Regions from separate parts of the Homo sapiens genome. Here region 1 is linked to region 2. Evidence: chromatin loops called from intact Hi-C (ENCODE). Cell type or tissue: HepG2. All regions are shown on one strand. Links, peaks and the distances in the headings refer to the core of each region. The heading gives the core; the rest is flanking DNA. Region 1 overlaps PROS1 (protein S). Region 2 holds the start of PROS1 (protein S).

Region 1 (10,195 bases), core at 1-8,000, 50 kb after region 2:
CCACACATAACCACTTCCATTTCAGGAGGAAGTACCTTCAAAGGAAAGTGGGCTTGTTAGGCAGACATGATCACCAATAACAGCTTGTTCTGACTAAACTATAGTTCAGTTACACCTCATTATCAGCAAATAGTATTGACCTCATGGTTTGTAAATATTTTCTTCTAACCAGAATTTGATAGTGTTAGGGGGAGGGGAGAGGAAGTACCTTTAAAGGAAAATGGGCTTTTTAGGCAGACATGATCACCAATAACAGCTTGTTCTGACTAAACTATAGTTCAGTTACACTTCATTATCAGCAAATAGTATTGACCTCATGGTTTGCAAATATTTTCTTCTAACCAGAATTTGATAGTGTTAGAGGGAGGGGAAAGGATGTCTGAAGTATTAACGTGTGTGTGTGTGCGTGTGCGCGCGCACGCATGCATGCTAGTTTGGATTATTATTACAATGCTTCATTAAATTTCTCCATTGGCATTTATTTTTATTTTTATTTTTTGAAACAAAGTCTCTTTCTGTTGCCCAGGCTAGAGTGCAGTGGTGCAATCTCTGCTCACTGTAGCCCCCACTTCCCGGGTTCAAGAGATTCTCATGCCTCAGCCACCTGAGTAGGTGGGATTAGAGGCGTATGCCACCATGCCTGGCTAATTTTTGTATTTTTAGTAGAGACGGGGTTTTGCCATGTTGGCCAGGCAAGTCTCAAACTCCTGGGCTTAAGCAATCCACCTGCCTTGGCCTCCTAAAGTGCTGAGATTACAGGCATGAGCCACTGCGCCCGGCCCACTGTTACTTTACATGAAAGATTTTAAGTCACAATTGTAGGTATCATCTAATATTGAAATTTTAAATAGATTTTAAATAGATCTCAAAGTAGAGAGATCAGTGTAATACATTTCATTATAAAAACTCCCCCACCCCTTTAATAATAATCAACACTCTGCCATTCTTGTTTTACCTATTTTTTTCCCCATCCATTCTAATTTTTGTTTTGTTATTCTGGAATATTGTAAGGCATGCCTGTCTGCCCAAGATACCATATTAGTACATCACTCATTAATATTGAGTGTGTATTTCTAACACAATGGATACATTCTATCAGCTTAGCCTCTAAGCAGCAAAAGCCCAGTGAGGGAGAAGACCTTGATGTGGAGGAGGAAAGATAGTGAGGAAGGAAAACTCATTCATGTGCTTCCTCCCTTCCACTAATTCTAGCATTGGTCTCATTGACAGAAGAGAAAAAAATGACAGAAAGAGCAAGACAGAAAGGGGAGAAATGAAAAAAAAAGTTACTTTTTTTTTTTTTTTTTTTAGACAGGGTCTTGCTCTGTTGCCCAGGCTAGAGTGCAGTGGCATGATCATGGTTCACTGCAGCCCTGACCCCCCCGCTCAGGCAATCCTCCCGTCTCAGCCTCCTGTGTCGCTGAGACTACAGGTGTGCAGCCCCACACCTGGCTAATTTTGGTATTTTTTGTCGAGAGGGCGTTTTGCCATGTTGCCCAGTCTGGGCTCGAGCAATCTGCCCACCTTAGTCTCCCAAAGTGCTAGGATTACACGTGTGACCACAGTGATCCCTCTGCCCCACCCCCACCAAACATTTGTTACTGTGTTACAATTCTCATGATTACAGGTGTGATCATTTTCGACCCTACCCAACCACTCCCTGTCCACATCCCTAATACCACAGTCCACATTTCCAGTCCCCACAGTACTACTTATGCCTCAACATCTCTAATATATTCCTTTGACGGTCGCAATATCACCTTTGAATCCCATTATCTATTGTGTAGGTTTATATGAGAGGAGGAAAGAATGAGGCCTTTGACTCAGTTCTGGATGAGCTTATGTTCTGTACTTACTAAGTGGTAACATTGAATATGTCTTTGTGTAGAAATTCTGGTTTCTCATGAGGTATTCTTGTGCTGTTAATGGTACACATTAGATATATTATGGCTTAAGAATGCTTTTGTGGACTAGCCTGAGAACCTTACTATCAGAAATTTTTAACATTTTTCTCTTTTTAAGAAAGCACATTCTTTACTCCAAATTGACTGATTTACAGACAAACTTTTGGTACACAACCAATTTATAGGTAAGGTACTACATGTACATAAGATGTATAAGATAAATGTCTACTTTAATTCACTTCAAAGTATGTCACTGTTAGCTGGGCACCTTGGCTCACACCTGTAATTCCAGCACTTTGGGAGGCCAAGGTGGGAGGATCGCTTGAGCCCAGGAGTTTGAGGCCTAGGCAACATAGTGAGACCCCATCTCTACAAAAAAATAATTAACAACAAAAAACCAGCTGTGCATGGTGGCATGTACCTGTAGTTCCAGCTACTTGGGGGGCTGAGATGGGAGGATTACTTGAGCCCAGGAGGGTAAGGCTGCAGTGAGTCATGGTCATACCACTGCACTCTAGCATGGGTGACACAGAGAAACCTCGTCTCAAAAAAAAAAAAAAAAAGAGAGTACGTTACTGTGATTCAACATTGAATCTGGTGTAGGTGACCATTATGACATAAAATGTGTCAAATGGTTATCTAATCATTATGGAAAAATTAAAGGATGTACAAAAAAGGGCATGTATGATTATATTTACCATCCTAAATAGAGCTTGTTTTTAGATTAGAAGCTTTTGAAACATGATTAATTGATCAATATTTCTTTAAGCCTAAGTATCTTACTGGCTTAATTTTATTGTTTTCTCTTGGTATATTTTACTATATAAAAATTATAATGTGAAAATGATGGTTATATGTAACTTATTTGCATCTTTAATATAAAAACACATTATAAAATTAAGTTTTAACTCTATAATGAAATTTAGGTTTGCTAAGATATGTTTTCTTTTTCTTCTTTCTAGGATTATTTTTATCCAAAATACTTAGGTAAGTTCAAAACATCTCAATTATATAATCTTAGAAATGGAAGGGAACTTAGATATGTTCCTGTCTAACTCTCCACCTATCTATTCCATCCAATGTAATTTCATTATCCTTGGGAGTGAGGTTTCATTTTATATGCAATTTTGCTGTCTTTATATTTAACACATGTTGAGAAATTTGGAACGGTTCTTTAATTACCATGTGACATTTTAAATTTTAGTGTTTTTCTTTCTCATGTCTTTCTCATGAAGCTCTTGGGCTGATGCTCAGTTATATTGAGGTGCTAGACATAGTCTATGAGCATATGCGTTTTCATGGGTTAACTGTTTTTTTTTTTTTGTGAGGCAGCGCCTTGCTGTGTCACCCAGGCTGGAGTGCTGTGGCCTGCTCTCAGCTCACTGCAACTTCTGTCTCCCTGGTTCAAGTGATTCTCAAGTGCCTCAGCCTCCCGAGTAGCTGGGATTACAGGCATGTGCCACCACACCCAGCTAATTTTTGTATTTTTAGTAGAGACAGGGTTTCGCCATGTTGGCCAGGGTAGTCTTGAACTCCTGGGCTCAAGTGTCCACTCTCCTCAGCCTCCCAAAGTGCTAGGATTACAGGCATGACCCACCCTGCCCAGCCTTAGCTGCTGTATTTTAAAAGGGCAGTGGGATATGGATATATCCATGAAAAAGATGTTTTCTTTTGTAAAGTTACATGCAAGAATTTGTACTATTAAAGTGTAGAAAAGATAGTATATCAAGACTATTTCAGCTTTTTAATTTTAGATAGAAATGTAAATATTTTATAATAAAAATAGACAATATTTGGCTGTTAAATATTATGTGTACATTAAAAAAACAGTGTTAACTCTTGCTTCTTAGGGCCATGTAATGAGGCTGCATTTTTGCACGCACAATACTGTAGAGGATACATTCCTTTGATCAGAGTACATTTGGATAAAGATAAATACCATGCTAATACAGCATTATGTGTTCTGGGGAAGTTCCTTAGATAAAATATTTTTCATAATTTTATCCTTGTATCTCTCTTAACTTCCGCTTTTCTGGCCCTGCCCAACTCTTCTCTTTGCCTATCTCATTTGGCAACATGGTAAAAAAAACCAAAGTATAAAATAAAACAAACTAAAACAAAAACACAAGATGTGGGATCCAGGCTCAGACCTAAAAATTTTTAACTGTTTCAGATTAAACAAGTTGTTTAGCTTTCCAGCTTCTGTAGTTTTAAGTGTGCACTGTAACTATATTTTCTAACTTCAGAGCTTTTAAATCACCAAATATGTCAACGTACATAAATAACTTAATGTGTCAAAATTTCTTCAGATGTATTCTTGTTTAATCAACCCATCATGTGAAACAAAAATATACTTTTTATTATGATTTTTTTTAATTTAAATTTCATATTTTGGTCTTTATTTGTATATAGGCATGTGTGGTGAATTCCACTGTTAAAAACAATTTTTAAAAATGTCCTGCCTAAGTTACACTTTTTTTGTTATTTGATGTGTATATTCTATAGGCCAATGGCTCTAATTTGAAAAGCAAAACAAAACAGTCCTTTCTCTGGTAAATCTAACAGTAGTTTTACTAACTACAACAGCTCATACAGGAAGGTCCCTGTAGTGAGATAAGGTCACCAAAGAAATTAAAAAATTGTAACCCATATATTTGGGGCAATATTTAGACTTCGTTTTCAGGGGCTGATAAAGCACTTCAATTGGCCTACATATTCCATGTACTATCTTGAAAACATGCGATTTGGAAATAAGTACTCTGGGTTTCATTATAGTTTTTAAATTGTGTTCTTCTCTTTTGTAAGAAGTGGAATAAATAACTACCATTTCCATAGGCCTAGTATCACCTAATAGAGTGAGTGTTTCTAGTAAAGAGAGAGAAACTTCCTGGGAAGAATGGTGAACTCTGAGCCTAAATATAAACATTAGAAATCATTTTTTGATGTGAGCTGGCAAAAAATAAAATAAGGAAAAAACCTGAAAAATAAAAAAAAGAAATTATTTTTAGTTTCTAAGATAAGTTGGTGAATTACCTCAGAATGCTGACTCCCTCCCTTCAAATCTTCTCTAAAGAAACAATAAGATTCCAAGCACTAATAATAACAAAATAAAATGACAAAAAGAAGTTTAAGAAATGCCTGGGTAGGCGAAAAGCTGGCCTGACCTGCTGGTATGTGTGGTGGGGGATTGGGTTCTAACTGACAAGGCAGTAGTGACAAAACAGATTTGATAATTTAAAAAATGACATGAACTTTCCAATTGAGAAAACAAACACAAAAAATACAATAGAGCAAACCCCAAGTAACAAGAAGTTTTAAAATAACAAAAACAGAGATAGAAATAAGTGGAATAGAAAAACAAAAGTGAGCATTAACAAAAGCACATTCTCATTCTTTGAAAAGGTTAGTAAGTGAGACTGACATCTGGCAGGAATAATCAAGGAAAAACAAAAAAGAGAAAGAGGAAATGCCAATACATAGAGTACAAGATAGAAAGGGAAAATATTCTAAACTCAACACAGATTAAAAATATTATCATAAAATATTACAAACAGCTATATTAAATACACTTGGAAACCTAAATAAAATGGATGTGTTCCTAGAAAAACATAAAATATCTGTAATTTCACAGGAAGCAATAGAGAACTTAGTTATACAAACGAGTATTAAACAAGTTAAAACCGCAGCCAAAGCCCTCTTCTTCCTATTTCTCCCGAAACCCAGATCCAGATGGTTTTACAAATGAACTCTTCCAAATTTTAAGAAATTGTTAATGTTTCCCTTATTAAGATATTGTCCTTAAAAAATGAGCTTATTCTAAGAGGCTTATGTAATCTTGACTCCAAAATCAAATAAAGACATTTAGTAAACTCATTTTAAAATTTAAGTGAGGGAATAAAAGAAAAGAAAAATAGCATTCCTTTTGATTTTGAATTAATTCTAAATAAAATGATATTCAGTCCGATCTTAAGTGTGTTAAAAATAATATCATGATCAAGTAGAATTATTCCAGAAATTTAAAGGTGAGTTAACATCAGGAAATCAGCTGGGTGCAGTGGCTTATGCCCGTAATCCCAGCCACTCAAGAGGCTGAAGTGCGAGGATCACTTGAGGCCAGGAGTTTGATACCAGCCTGGATAACATAGTAAGACCCCACCACTAAAAGTATATTATTACCTCAGTTCATACAGAAAAAGCAGTTGATAGAGATCACTACTTAGTTATGATAAAAGTTTTTGTCAAACTAAGAATATAAGAAAAGTTTCTGAGCTTGATAAAGGTTAAATCTAGAATAACCATATAATTAATCTTCCAAATTTTCACACTTCAGTTCAGGATTAATAATGCATAAGGTAATGTCAGCTAGAACAAGAATAAGATAGGGTTGTTTTGAGCAAATTAGCATGAGAAAGGAGGGAGGGAGGGAGAGATGGAAAGAGAAAGAGAGAGAAAAGAAAAAGAAAGTGAACAAAATCTGCAGTAAACATTATACCTAATGAATAAAATTTAGGTATAGTTTCTTTATGGTTGAGAACAAAAAGAAAAGTACTGGAGGTTACATTCAATGCAATAAGAAAAGAAAAATAGGGATTGTATAGATCATAAGCTATAGTATATTCCTGTCATTACTTTTAATAGATATAATACTGGAAAAAAATAGAATCCATAGACAAAATATAGGAACACATAAGGTATTTAGATAATTCTATGACTCTCCTATAAAAATCCATAGTAGTTCTTTATGCAAGCAGTAGTCTAGTAGAAATTAAAAAGATGATAGCATTCACAATAGCAGCAAATCCCATAACATATCTAGAAATATCTTAAGAACACATAAAAACCCTATGGAGAAAATGTTAATACTCAAATTGAAGACTTAGAAAATGAATTAAAACCATGGAAAGATATTTCATGATCTTGAATTGAGTGATACTATACAGTGATCAGTTCTCCTCAAATTGATTTTATTTTATTTTATTATATTTTATATTTTTAGAGATGGGGTCTCACTATGTTGCCCACACTGGTCTCAAACTCCTGGGCTCAAGCAGTCCTCCTGCCAGGGCTTCCCAAAGTGCTGGGGTTATAGGTGTGAGGTACTATGTGTGGCCATCCTCAAATTTATATGTTCAGAGCAATCTTGTTTAAAAAAATATTTTTGAGAAACTCAGTAAACTCATTTTAAAATTTAACTGAGGAACTAAAAGTCCACACATGTCTAAAATACAAAAGAGAGAAATATCTTATCAAATATTAATAATATAAAGCTATAGAAATAAAACTATATGGTATTTTCAGAACATGAAACTGAACAGAAAGTTCAGAGAAAGGCTCATATCTATGACAACCTAATATTTGATAAAGATGATACTGTAAGTCACTGTGGATTATTTAAAGATGGTATTGCGAAGAATGGCCAGCTATTAGCAGACAAATAAACATGGGTTTCTAATTACCACCAAGTGTAAAGGTGAATTCTAGATGGAATAAAGACAAAAATGTTAAAATAAAACCATGAAATTAAAGAAACAATATGGGAGAATATCTTTGTGACTGATGACATGGGGGAAAATTTTAAATTCACAAGCTGTAAGGTGAAATAATAAATTGGATTATAACAAAATTAAGAATTTATCTTACAAGAGAGACATGAATAGTAAGATTAAGAGACAAATGACAGATCTGTCTCTGTCAAATAAATATCAAAAATATAAATATCAAGAGGTGATATTTATAAATGTTTATTTTTTTTCAAATCCGCAGGAAAAACAAATAAGGATCAATAGAAAAATGGTAAAAAAAAAAAATAGGGAAAATTTTCAAAGAAGAAAACTTTCAGATTTGGAAAATGACATGAAAATATGCTGCCTCTCCTTAGAAATCAGAAAAATAATGAGATATTACTTTACTACCTATTAGTCTGCCAAAAATTAGAAAGCAAGGATGTAGAAATCCTTATACTCCACTGGTGAGAATGCACCTCTGAGAGCCATTAAGTACATTCCTATTTAATGATCACACAATTCCACCACTGGGTATCTATTCCAAAGAAATTGTTATGCAGGTACTAAGGAGACATGCATGAGGATGTACTTTCCGCCTTCTTGTAGAGGTAGAAAGTTGGAGGTAATTTGAGTGTCTTATCATGGGTAGAGAGAATTATAAAGTGGTGGTTGCATACTGTGGTGTAACACTTAGTGGTTAGTAGCAATGAATTATATGTAGCAGCATGGATTGATCATAAAAATCAAGTTCTGAGAAAAAAATTAGAGGATGTGATATATAACACAAAACCATTTACACACGTGAAAAAAAACATGGAAATGAAATTGTAAATATATATTTTCAAGAACACTTACAAATTTTAAAAATACACATAACCACTGGGCATGATGTCTCATGCCTGTAATTCCAACACTTTGGGAGGCTGAGGAGGATGATTCACTTGAGGTTAGGAGTTCGAGACCAGCCTGACCAGCATGATGAAACCCCATCTCTTGTAAAAATATAAAGATTAGCCAGGAAGGAAGGAGTGGTGGCGAGGCCTGTAATCCCAGCTGTGTCCAGAATTGGTGGGTTCTTGGTCTCACTGACTTCAAGAATGAAGCCGCCGACCCTCGCGGTGAGTGTTACAGTTCTTAAAGGCGGCGTATCAGGAGTTTGTTCCTTCTGATGTTCGGAGTTTCTTCCTTCTGCTGGGTTTGTGGTCTCGCTGGCTCAGGAGTGAAGCTTCGGACCTTCGTGGTGAGTGTTACAGCTCATAAAGGCAGTGTGGACCCAAAGAGTGAGCAGCAGCAAGATTTATTGCAAAGAGTGAAAGAACAAAGCTTCCACAGTGTGGAAGGGGACCCAGTGGGTTGCCACTGCTGGCTCGGGCAGCCTGCTTTTATTCTCTTATCTGGCCCCACCCACATCCTGCTGATTGATAGAGCGAGTGGTCTGTTTTGACAGGGCGCTGATTGGTGCGTTTACAATCCCTGAGCTAGACACAAAGTTTCTCCACGTCCCCACCAGATTAGCTAGATACAGAGTGTCAATTGGTGTATTCACAAACCCTGAGCTAGACACAGGGTGCTGATTGGTGTGTTTACAAACCTTGAGCTAGATACAGAGTGCGGATTGGTGCGTTTACAATCCCTGAGCTAGACATAAAGGTTCTCCAAGGCCCCACCAGACTCAGGAGCGCAGCTGGCTTAACCCAGTGGATCCTGCACTGGGGCTGCAGGTGGAGCTGCCTGCCAGTCCCAAGCCGTGTGCCCGCACTCCTCAGCCCTTGGGTGGTCAATGGGACTGGGCGCCCTGGAGCAGGGGGTGGGGCTCATCAAGGAGGCTTCATGGCACAGGAGCCCACAGAGGCGGGGGAGGCTCAGGCATGGTGGGCTGCAGGTCCCGAACCCTGCCCTGCAGGGAGGCAGCTAAGGCCTGGCGAGAAATCAAGCGCAGCGCCAGTGGGCCAGCACTGCTGGGGGACCTAGTACACCCTCCACAGCTGCTGGCCCGGGTGCTAAGCCCCTCATTGCCCCTGCTGGCAGGGCCGGCCGGCTGCTCCGAGTGCCGGCCCGCCAAGCCCACGCCCACCAGGAACTCCAGCTGTTCCCCCTCGCGCCTTTCCCTCCACACCTCCCTGCAAGCTGAGGGAGCCAGCTCTGGGCTTGGCCAGCCCAGAAAGGGGCTCCCACAGTGCAGTGGTGGGCTGAAGGGCTCCTCAAGTGCCGCCAAAGTGGGAGCCCAGGCAGAAAAGGTGCCCAGAGCAGCGAGGGCTGCAAGGGCTGCCAGCACGCTGTCACCTCTCACAGCTACTGGGGAGGCTGAGGGACAAGAATCACTTGAACCCAGGAGGTGGAGGTTGCGGTGAGCCAAGATCGTGCCACTGCACTCCAGCCTGGGCGACAGAGACTCTGTCTCAAAGAAAAAAACAAAGAAACAAAAAACAAAACAAAACAAACAAACAAAAAAACAAAAACCACATAACCCATTAGAATGACTGCCTAAAGGGTGAATGAAAGTGGAAATGGAGGAAATGGAGACAGAAAGGAATATGTATGTATTTTTTGAAAGCAAGTAATGGGATTTTCAAACACCAGCGATCATAATATACTGTCAAAGGGGCGGGGTATGAATAACTCAGCCTTGTGCTCCTCCAGTCAAAACAAGCAAACATTCAGCCTTTTATGTGATGCGTCTTCTGTGACTTAAAGACAGAGGGGTATAAAGTAGTTTCTTAGAGAAATAAAAAATTTACCTGACTCTTGATCCATTATAATTCCAGTACAACCTTTGTCTAGGAGTCA
Region 2 (10,247 bases), core at 1,640-9,639:
GGACTAGAGACGTGCACCATCACGCCCAGCTGATTTTTGTATTTTTTGTAGAGACAGGGTTTCATCATGTTGCCCAGGCTGGTCTCAAACTCCTGGCCTCAAATGATCCGCCTGCCTCGGCCTCCCAAAAGTGCTGGGATTATAGACATGAGCCATGGCACCCAGCCTCATGTAATTTTAATTCAAATTTATATACATCTCATACAGCTTGCTATCTCCAAAATACTGTGCCTTATGGGGAACAAAGGGGGTGATACCTTTTCTTCTCATCATAACAGTCACAGCCAACACTCATATAACAAAAAGAATAGCAAGAGAAAAGCATAACAAATTTATTTAATCCAAGTTTTATGTGACATGGGAACCTTGCAAATGGAGATGCAAAGATGCAGGGAAGACTACCCATTTTTATACTTGGGTTCGATGAAGAATGAAAAACCCTGAAGAACTCTCATTGGTCAAAAAGGATATGACCTAATGAGAGCAGACTGTGTGGAGAAACTCAGCAAGGCCTGTCTGTTCAGATTCCTCTTGACCTGATTGTTCAGCATTCCTTCTTCCAGGGTATGGGGTAGGACCCTTTCTAGAATGGGAGTCTTAAGACGTACTATCAAACAATGCAAGTCAAAGAATTTATTTATGGGCAGGTCTTTCATGGAAAGGAAGAAGGTTAGAGTAATATTTTGGGGTTTGTGGCTGGCTTTGGGGAAAGGGGGTTGTGGTTTCTATAACTGCACCTGGAGAAAGAGGAATTATAGTTTCTATGGCTTGCATAGTGGGAGAATGAGGGGCAAGAGACGAGGAACAGAAGGTTAGAGACAGAAACTTTGCTTCTGAGGCCTTTATTCTGGGATATTTTCTTCTAAGCTCCAACAACCCTATCTATAACATGGAAATTAAAATACCTACTTTTCCAGGTTGCTAAGGTGATGAAATGAGAGAAATGAAGCTCAAGTGTAATTTCTGATAAATAATAGATAGCAAATTTTAAAGTTGGTGTCACCTGTCCCATAAACACTTATGGTATGTGTCCTCCTACCTCCAAATATCCATGGTGGGAGACAGGAGAGCAGGGCAGGATAAGACTGCAATGCTCCATTAACTCCAAGCCAATTTAGGACTGTTTCTGCTGACTCTACTTTCATGACTCACTTTCTTAAACTAGTGTCTTGCAAACCCTAAAGTTATATTGTTTGTATTCACTCTTTGATCCATTTACTATGATTGGGCTTCTGTCCCATCTAACTACTGAAAGCATATTTTTTGATATAACTTATATCTTCCTAATTACCAAATCGGTTTTCTTTTCTATTATTTAATATATATATAATATAGTTAACTTTTCTAAAACTGTTTCCTGCCTTGGTCTTTCACAGTTATGCACTGCACTACCCTACCCTGGTTCTCTTCTTCTTTGTTTTTTTAACTTATTATGGACCGCTTCATGAATTTGCATGTCATCCTTGTTCAGGGGCCATGCTAATCTTCTCTGTATCATTCCAATTGTTGTATATGTGCTGATGAAGTGAGCACAACCCCTGGTTCTCTTCTGATCTCCCAGGCCATTCCTCCTCTGGATTTCTATATGTAACTTCTAAGATATGACCTTACCCCTCTGCTTTTCTTTTTTAAAACATGTTGTCTTGATGGAATTTGATTATTATTTCTGTGACTGAAGGATCTCATGATGTGTATGTTTCTTGAGCATTTTTAGAACTATATTCAAGACTGTTTTTTCACAAATATATACTCAACACCAGTTTTGCAGTAAATCCTCATTTATCTTCATCCAGAGGTTCTTAGAAACTATAATTTTAAACAAAATAACATACAATAAAACCAATTTTACCACAGACAAATTGATATAAATCAATTAAGTTCCTGTGGCACATTTCTGGTCACAAAAACATCACCAAACTTCAAAATAAAGATGGAACCACTAGTAATAGTAAACATTGAAATAAATGTGAGCTATACATTAAGAAAGATGAATAACAACAAGTAAGATAATTATTTGTCCACTTATTCCAGTTCAGGATCATAGGTGGCATCTCAGGGTAAAAGGTGAGAACTAGCCCTTGACAGGACACCATTCCATCACAGGGTGCTCTCATACATGCCCACACTCACTTAGACTGGGACAGTTTAAACACACCAATTCACCTAACATCCACATCTTTCAGATGTGGGAGGAAAATGGAGTACCTGGAGAAAACCCATGCAGACGTGGGGAGAACATGCAAACTCCATACACACAGTGGCCTGGGCCAGTAGTTGATTTTATTTTTCTCAGCCATGTCATAATGAAACAATACTATTAAAGCATCTGCTCTACTTCATGCCTTCCCCATTTCTGCTAGTGATAACATTACCGAGCATTCCTGGTGCCAACATGCAGTCCCTTAGCAAAGCTGACTCTTAGTTTTTGAATATCTTAAGTGGTTTGGTAGCCATAAGTGCTGCTCACCATGTCTAGTTCTCTTTCCTTACAGGCACATGAAATAACAGTTATTCCCACCCTCTTCAAGTCAGGCATACCTCGTGCCTTGCTTTGTCTAATGAAATGTAAGTGGTATGTCACTTCTTGGTAAAAGTATTTAAGAGCTGGGGCACAATTCTCAATGTTCTCTCTTCTCTTGCAATGGTAATTGTAGAAGACTATGTTGACTTTGAGGGATTGTAAAATCAAAGCAGCATGAATTGCTGAGTTCACACATGGAAGATAGTTACTTGGAAAGTCATGCAGACTTGTAGTAGACTTCCAATGAGCAAGAAATAAACACTTCTTATCTAAAACACTGTAATTTTCTGGCTTTTTAGTGTGTAATCTGGTTTATTCTGAATGATGAAAAGAGTCATGCTGCTATGATTCTAGTTAACACTGTCATTTCAGGATAATTGTTGATATTTTGGCATAAATATTCCCAGGCACACACTGTTGACTTAAATAGAATGAAACGTTTATGTACCAGTCACTGTTTTAAGCACTAGTAATATAGTTGTGAACAAAACCTTTAAAAATTCCTGCTCTCATGAATCTTACATTTTACTGGTGAAGACAGATGAAGAAGTGGATAAGTAGACACTATGTTGGTAGAAGATGATATGGAGAAGTGTAACACTGGAAAAATGATGGGATTAAGATTATGAATGAGACTAGATTAAGAGTTAAATTTTGGACAGGTTTTAATTGTATATTAAGGTCTGTATCAAAACCAAACTTTGGCTAAATGAGATTACCAAGTGTCAATTCATATTGAGCTAAAGCCAGATATCACTTTCACAAAGTTAACTTCTGAGATTAATTAAAAACCCAGAATTTTATTGAAAGATGTATTGTCAAATTGTATATTAATAGATTCCAGATGGTTTTACAAAGTTTGACGTTACAGTGTAGGACACATAAATTTTCAGTGTTGACAATTATTACTGGCAATGTGATGCAAATTTGTGGTATTAAAAAGATATTCAGGCCAGGAGAAGTGGCTCACACCTGTAATCCCAAAGCTTTGGGAGGCCAAGGCAAGAGGATCACTTGAGGTCAGGAGTTCCAGACCAGTCTGGGCAACACAGCGATACCATCTCTACCAAAAAAAAAAAAAAAAAAAAAAAACAAATTAAAAAATTAGCCTGGCATAGTGGTGTGTGACTGTAGTCCTAGGTACTCAGGAGACTGAGGCAGGAGGATTGCTTGAGCTCAGAAGTTCGAGGCTGCAGTGAGCTATGATTGCACCACTGCACTCCAGTCTGGGCAACCTAGTGAGACCCTGTCTCGGATAAATAAATAAATAAATAAATAAGGCTAGGTGTGGTGGCTCACACCTGTAATCCCAGCACTTTGGGAGACCGAGGCAGGCAGATCACTCACGATCAGGAGTTCAGAACCAGCCTGGCCAACATGGTGAAACCCTGTCTCTACTAAAAATACAAAAAAACTAGCCAGGCATGGTGTCAGGCGCCTGTAATCCCACCTACTCAGGAGGCTGAGACAGGAGAATCACTTGAACCCGGGAGGTGGAGGTTGCAGTGAGCCGAAATTGCGCCACTGTTCTCCAGCCTGGGCGACAGAGTGAGACTCTGTCTCAAAAAAAAAAAAAATTTTTTTAAATTAATAAATAGGTAGATGTATAGATAGATATTCACTTTCAACTGAAGTCTTTATCGGAGCAAGATTTTTTTTAAGGTAGATTATTCTAATATTCCCTTCTTTTCTTCATGTTCTTTACATTATTTTTATGCCTGTATGGCATACAAGACCGAAAAAACATGTGGATGATCAAAATGACCCCATTTGCTTTTACTATCACCATAGTTCTTCCTAAAGTCCTCATTGACTTCCAGGTTTTGGTTAATATCTTCAGGGACAACTCAGTGTCTCACTGTTTCTGCTTCTGAACCTAGGGATCCTGTCCTCTTGAACCCTGGAAGTTGTCTTGACCAGTCAGAGAACTGCGTTCCCCACCCCTTCCCCTTTGGAAACGTCACACTGTGGAGGAAAAGCAGCAACTAGGGAGCTGGTGAAGAAGGATGTCTCAGCAGTGTTTACTAGGCCTCCAACACTAGAGCCCATCCCCCAGCTCCGAAAAGCTTCCTGGAAATGTCCTTGTTATCACTTCCCCTCTCGGGCTGGGCGCTGGGAGCGGGCGGTCTCCTCCGCCCCCGGCTGTTCCGCCGAGGCTCGCTGGGTCGCTGGCGCCGCCGCGCAGCACGGCTCAGACCGAGGCGCACAGGCTCGCAGCTCCGCGGCGCCTAGCGCTCCGGTCCCCGCCGCGACGCGCCACCGTCCCTGCCGGCGCCTCCGCGCGCTTCGAAATGAGGGTCCTGGGTGGGCGCTGCGGGGCGCTGCTGGCGTGTCTCCTCCTAGTGCTTCCCGTCTCAGAGGCAAACTGTGAGTAATCAATAGCGTCTCTTCTCCCTTCCCCAGCATTGTCGACTGAACTGCGTGCCCTGGTTGGTAGGATTTTCTTCTCTAGAGCTGCAGCCTCCTAGAAAGTTTCCAGTAAGTACCGACAGACACCCAGCGGATGGAAACAGCCGTGGATAGAGCAGGCAGTGCAATGGTGGGGCAGGATCACTATTTGCACAGTTGCGAGAATGTATTGCCTACAGGACAGATCTAAGAACCTAGATGACACTAAGTATCAATGGAGGGATGAGAACACCTGCCCATTTCCCTTCAAAGCTGAAGTTCCCAGTCAGAGAACTAGGATGAGCAGATTCTAGCTTATGAGTAGGGAAGAAAAGGTAACACACTGTGTCTTCCCTTTGTCCAAGCGCCTGCCCCCAACCTGCACCCGTCTCCTGAAACCTGCCTCCCTTTTGCAATTTCTGGACTTTGAGCTTGGTTTGCTTGTCTCACATTAACGAAATGTTTTAGGATGACTGAGGGTTTGTATAGCAGTAGATATATGTCACTTTCTAACCCTGAAATCAAAAGGACTGTTAAATACTGTATTCTATTTCTCAGATCGTTTGTACTGAGGATTTTTTAACACTGCATGCCACTGATCTGAGGTGGTGGCATGAATTCTTTATCTTTGTGTTTCAGGTTCTTTATGTCCTTATGCCCGGATTCAAGACAGGATATTGAGTTTTCTCTGAAAAATATATAAGGAATACCAAGGCAATTAGTACATTTTAGTGGTCAGTTAATTTGTTTTCTAAAGTTGTAAGTGTGTTTATTGAATAAAAACGCCTTTTTGTTTGTTTGTTTGAGGGTGAGTCTCGCTCTGCTGCCCAGGCTGGACTGCAGTGGCTGGATCTCCGCTCAATGCAACCTCCGCCCCCCGGCTTCAAGTGATACTCATGCCTCAGCCTCCCGAGCAGCTGGGATTACAGGTGCCTGCTTCGACACCCGGCTATTTTTTTTTTTTTTTTGTATTTTTACTAGAGACGGGGTTTCACCATGTTGGCCAGGCTGGTCTCGAGCTCCTGACCTCCGGTGATCCATCCGCCTTGGCCTCCCAAAGTGCTGGGATTACAGGCGTGAGCCACCGCACCTGGCCAAAAATGACTTCTTGTTCTATGTTTTATTTTCAGGGATTGGAACAGGAGTGAGAACTCTGAATTACAAATAACTTTTAGGAGTCTAGAGCTCCAAAGTAAACTTTTTGAAGATGGAAATTTCTAGAAAATTATATATCAATTTGCTAACATTCCACTAGTTTCTATTAGTTAGTCATCAGGATGAATGCAGTACTTTAAAAATCTAACTTGGGACTAAAACATTATTTTTTGATCTTACATTAAACAGCTACAATTGCAAAACTTCAGCATTCAAACCCCTATCATTCAGCCAATTTGTAACTACATGCGCTTATTACCTAAATAGTTCATTAGGACAATTAAATATTTGCTTCATAGCTAGTGTTTTGGAGAGGAGAAAGGCAAAGTAGCTTGCCACACTTAACTCCTTGTCATCATAGAAATTTGCTAGGCTTTTTCTCTTTGTAGAGATTGTTACATTTTGACTGAATCTAGGCAGAGGTAAAAATTATATGGGTTTGTGTATGTGTATTATATATAAACATATGGGGAATTACACTTGTTATATATAACACTGATAGAGCAGATAAATTAATTCTTCAAGTATATCACATAAAGAATAGTTGGCCCCATAATGCTTTCAGTTAAAAGTTTTTGATTGCTTAATTGGATTAAAAGTCATCTGTGGTTTACTTATGAGGAAATTTGGATATAGATGTGATGTTTTTAATCCATATGATTTGATTTTACTTTATTTTTATTTATTTACTTTTTTGAGACGGTCTAGTTCTGTCACTAAGGCTGGAGTGCAGTGGCATGATCATAGCTCATGGCAACCTCCCCCTCCCGAGCTCATGGGATCCTCCCAGATCAGCACCTATCTAGCACCGCACCCAGCTAATTTATGTGTGTGTGTGTGTGTGTGTGTGTGTGTGTGTGTGTGTGTGTGGTTTTTATTTTGTTTTGTTTTTTTGGTAGAGTTGGTGTTTTGCCATATTGCCTAGGCTGGTCTTGAACTCCAGGGTTCAAGCGGCCTGCCTACTTTGGCTGCCCAAAGTGCTGGGATTACAGGTGTGAGCCACTGTGCCCAGCCTCCATATGATTTTAAATCTGAGATATAATTAGAGCTGTAAATATTTTATTTGTAATTCATTGTGTAGTTCTTTATTTAGAATTATTTATTTATTTATTTATTTATTTATTTATTTATTTATTTATTTAGAGATGGAGTCTTGCTCTGTTGCCCAGGCTGGAGTGCAGGAGTGCAGTGGCGTGATCCCAGCTCACTGCAACCTCTGCCTCCTGGGTTCAAGTGATCCCCCCACCTCAGCCTCCCAAGTAGCTGGTATTGCACCAGCTGGCATGCACCACCATACCCGGCTAATTTTTGTATTTTTAGTAGAGACAGGGTTTCACTATGTTGGCCAGGCTGGTCTTGAACTCCTGACCTCCAGTGATCTGCCCACCTCAGCCTCCCAAAGTGCTGGGATTACAGGAGTGAGCCACCTTATCCAGCCTATAATTCATTGTTTAGGCCATAGAAAGCTAAGGACGATTAAAAAAATATTTTTGTGATTAAAAAAAATCTTGCCCAGACCGGAGTGCAGTGGCTATTCACAGGCACTATTATAGGGCACTACAGCTTTGAACTCCTGGCCTCAAGGAATCCTCCCATCAGCCTTCTGAGTGTCTGGGACTGTAGGTATGCACCACCATGGCTGGCTTATAGTTGTGATTTAAAGAAAAACATTTACAAATCATAGCTTTATTTTAGAAAGAGTTATTAGAAATAATCTAATTCAACTTATTTGTTTTAAAAATAAAAAAAGAAATTGTTCAGAGATATTAACTAATTTTCCAGAATACATATATATACATACATATATGTATGAGAGAGAGAGATGAGAATCTCTATATTTAACATATATACTGTCACCCGGTCATAGCCGCTCATGCCTGTAATCCCAGCACTTTGGGAGGCTGAGGAGGAAGGATCGCGTGAAGCCAGGAGTTCAAGACCAGCCTGGGCAGCATAGTGGGACCCCGTCTTTACAAAAGAAATTAAAAAAAAAAATTAGCCGGATGTGTTGGTACACACTTGTAGGCCCAGCTACTCAGGGGTCTAAGGTGGGAAGATCACTTGAGCCCAGGAGGTTGAGGCTGCAGTGAGCATGATTATGCCACTGCACTCCAGCCTGGGTGATAGAGCGAGATCCTGTCTCCAAAAATAATAAAAATAAAATAGATACTGTCTACATATTTTAATCATTTCCCACTTAAGGCATGTGGTGAGGAAATAGGAGAAAGAGGATGTCCCTTTGGCTGTGCTAATTTGGCCTTATCTAGACTGCCACCCTGGGCCAGTGCAGGCTACTCTAGACACTACTGACTCATATTTTCCTCCTCTTTTGTACCCTCTTCTTTCTTTCTCTAACTATTCCTTTTACTAGTTATGAAGGCTTATCTTTTCTTAAATTATCTTTACTAAAAAGTCCAAAATGTTGCACTGATGGAGAGATTTTATCAAGGTTAGGTTACAGTTGGAGTTTGTGCTGGAAGAGTTAGAAACAATTTCTAATATACAGTAATACAACATCAAACCCTATGCCACATTCTCTTACTATTAATTCTGTGCTAAGAAACAATAGACCTTTTCTGTTCATCAAGTTTATATTTTTGCAGCTTGAGCGATCTATATACATACTTAAACCTTCAAAATATTATGCCTGATAATACAGTATTCTTTGCCTATAAGCAACAGTAATGAACTATTGCTAACTAAAGGAAAGAAAAAAGGAAAAGAAAAAAGAGAGGAAGGAAGGAAGGAGCAGTTAAATAATTTATTGGAAGGCTACTGAATGGCTAGCTGAACAGCCAGGCCTACAGAAGCCAGGCCTACAGAAGGAATGCGAACATTTAGGTGACCTATACAGTGGGAACTCATGTGACAGTACTTGAGGAGCTGCCAATCAGATGACTCAATTCTGTCTTCCAGTCCTATGTGTCTCTGTGAACAGCTCAAATTCCTAGGAGGCCCTGATCATTTTGGCTTAGCCTGGCACTGGAGTCCTGTGATCGACAGCTCACTAGAATTGCACAGAGTGCCGGAAGAACAGTTCCCACAAAAGAATGGATGCTGGGAAGGACACAGAAATAAGAAAAGTCTACATATTCTAATTATTGGCTGTCTAACAAATACACTTGCCCTTCTTTCCATACACACCATTTGAAAATATTTATCTGATATAATGCAAATAACTACTGCACAGAGAAAGAACCCTCTCCTCAATTGGTTCCAGGCACCACATTCAGAGAGGAAGGCTTGAGGCTTCCATTTCCTAGGTATCATCAAGTGATGGCCATGATTCCTGTATTTCTGTGCTATGCTTTATGGATAAAATGATACATTATAGTGTACCAACACATCTTATATGCAAAAAAAAAAAAAAAAAAAGAAAACAAAAGCAAAAACAAAAAAAACAGGCAAGGGAATACAGGTAATGGTTTTAGGGCTTGCCTTTCTCTCCCTTGGTTACAAGCATGAGCTGGTATTTATGACTCTTTCCCTACCCATTTCATAGCTCTCTTGCCCTCAGGATGCAAGTGCCTCATGTTTGTGTTTGCTCAATAAGATGAACCATAGCATATTCAGGAAGAATCCGAGCCCTTATTGTCCCTACCTGTGGGTGGTCCATCCATTGTTTCTTTTCCTATTTCTCCTGTGGACAGTAGTCATCCTGGAGGGGCTTCACACCTAACCCTGATTAGTATGTGGCAACAACACTATTTTGCCTGGATTATTGTCTTCCTTCTAACATAATCCTCTGATTTTTATTTCTTTATTTTTTTTCAGCAGGTAAAGAGCTTCAAATGGCAACACAGCAGTCTGAGCTTATAATTCAGTGGAAAATATGTTAGATCCCCTAGTGAATGCATTCCTTGGAAACCATTCTTGGTTTCCAAATTTGTAGGTGAGCCGAATGCAGTTGTGAGGACGGAATGTAAAAAATTTGAGATTAGGTAACTGTATTAGTCCCCTAGGACTGCCATAATAAAGTACCACAAAGTAGGTGGTTTAAACAACAGAAAGTTGTGGTCTCACAATTTTGAAGTCTAGAAGTCCAAAATCAAGGTATCAGGAAGGTTGGTTTCTTCTGAGGGCTGTGAGGGGAGAATATGTTTCATGCTTTCTCCTAGCTCCTGGTAACCTCAGATGTTCCTTGGCTTTGGGGTGGCATTATTCCTGTGTCTTCACATCGTTT

Evidence for each region. Hi-C counts contacts between places; a loop is a spot of excess contacts. Peaks named below come from ENCODE experiments on the same cell type or tissue, not always from the same donor. Only the 100,000 strongest peaks of a DNase experiment are listed, where the experiment ranks them.
Region 1: a loop joins it to region 2, with 3 times the contacts of the local background. A loop is called at or near these places in 7 of 110 quality-filtered maps.

What each region holds. Positions count from the first base shown.
Region 1 is chr3:93,916,936-93,927,130 of GRCh38, reverse strand. It overlaps PROS1 (protein S), which reads left to right. Exons shown (of 15, transcript NM_000313.4): 3 at 2,867-2,891. Among named protein-coding and RNA genes, the nearest start is that of PROS1, 52 kb to the left of the region's middle. In HepG2, for the core only: no CTCF peak of the experiment used is centred there; no DNase peak of the experiment used is centred there.
Region 2 is chr3:93,968,315-93,978,561 of GRCh38, reverse strand. It overlaps PROS1 (protein S), which reads left to right and starts at 4,666. Exons shown (of 15, transcript NM_000313.4): 1 at 4,666-4,888. The coding sequence starts at 4,813. It also overlaps the pseudogene RNU6-511P. RefSeq lists a silencer at 6,723-7,017. In HepG2, for the core only: a CTCF peak has its summit at 4,826; DNase peaks (open chromatin) are centred at 4,591, 5,081 and 5,321; H3K4me3 peaks cover 2,508 bases.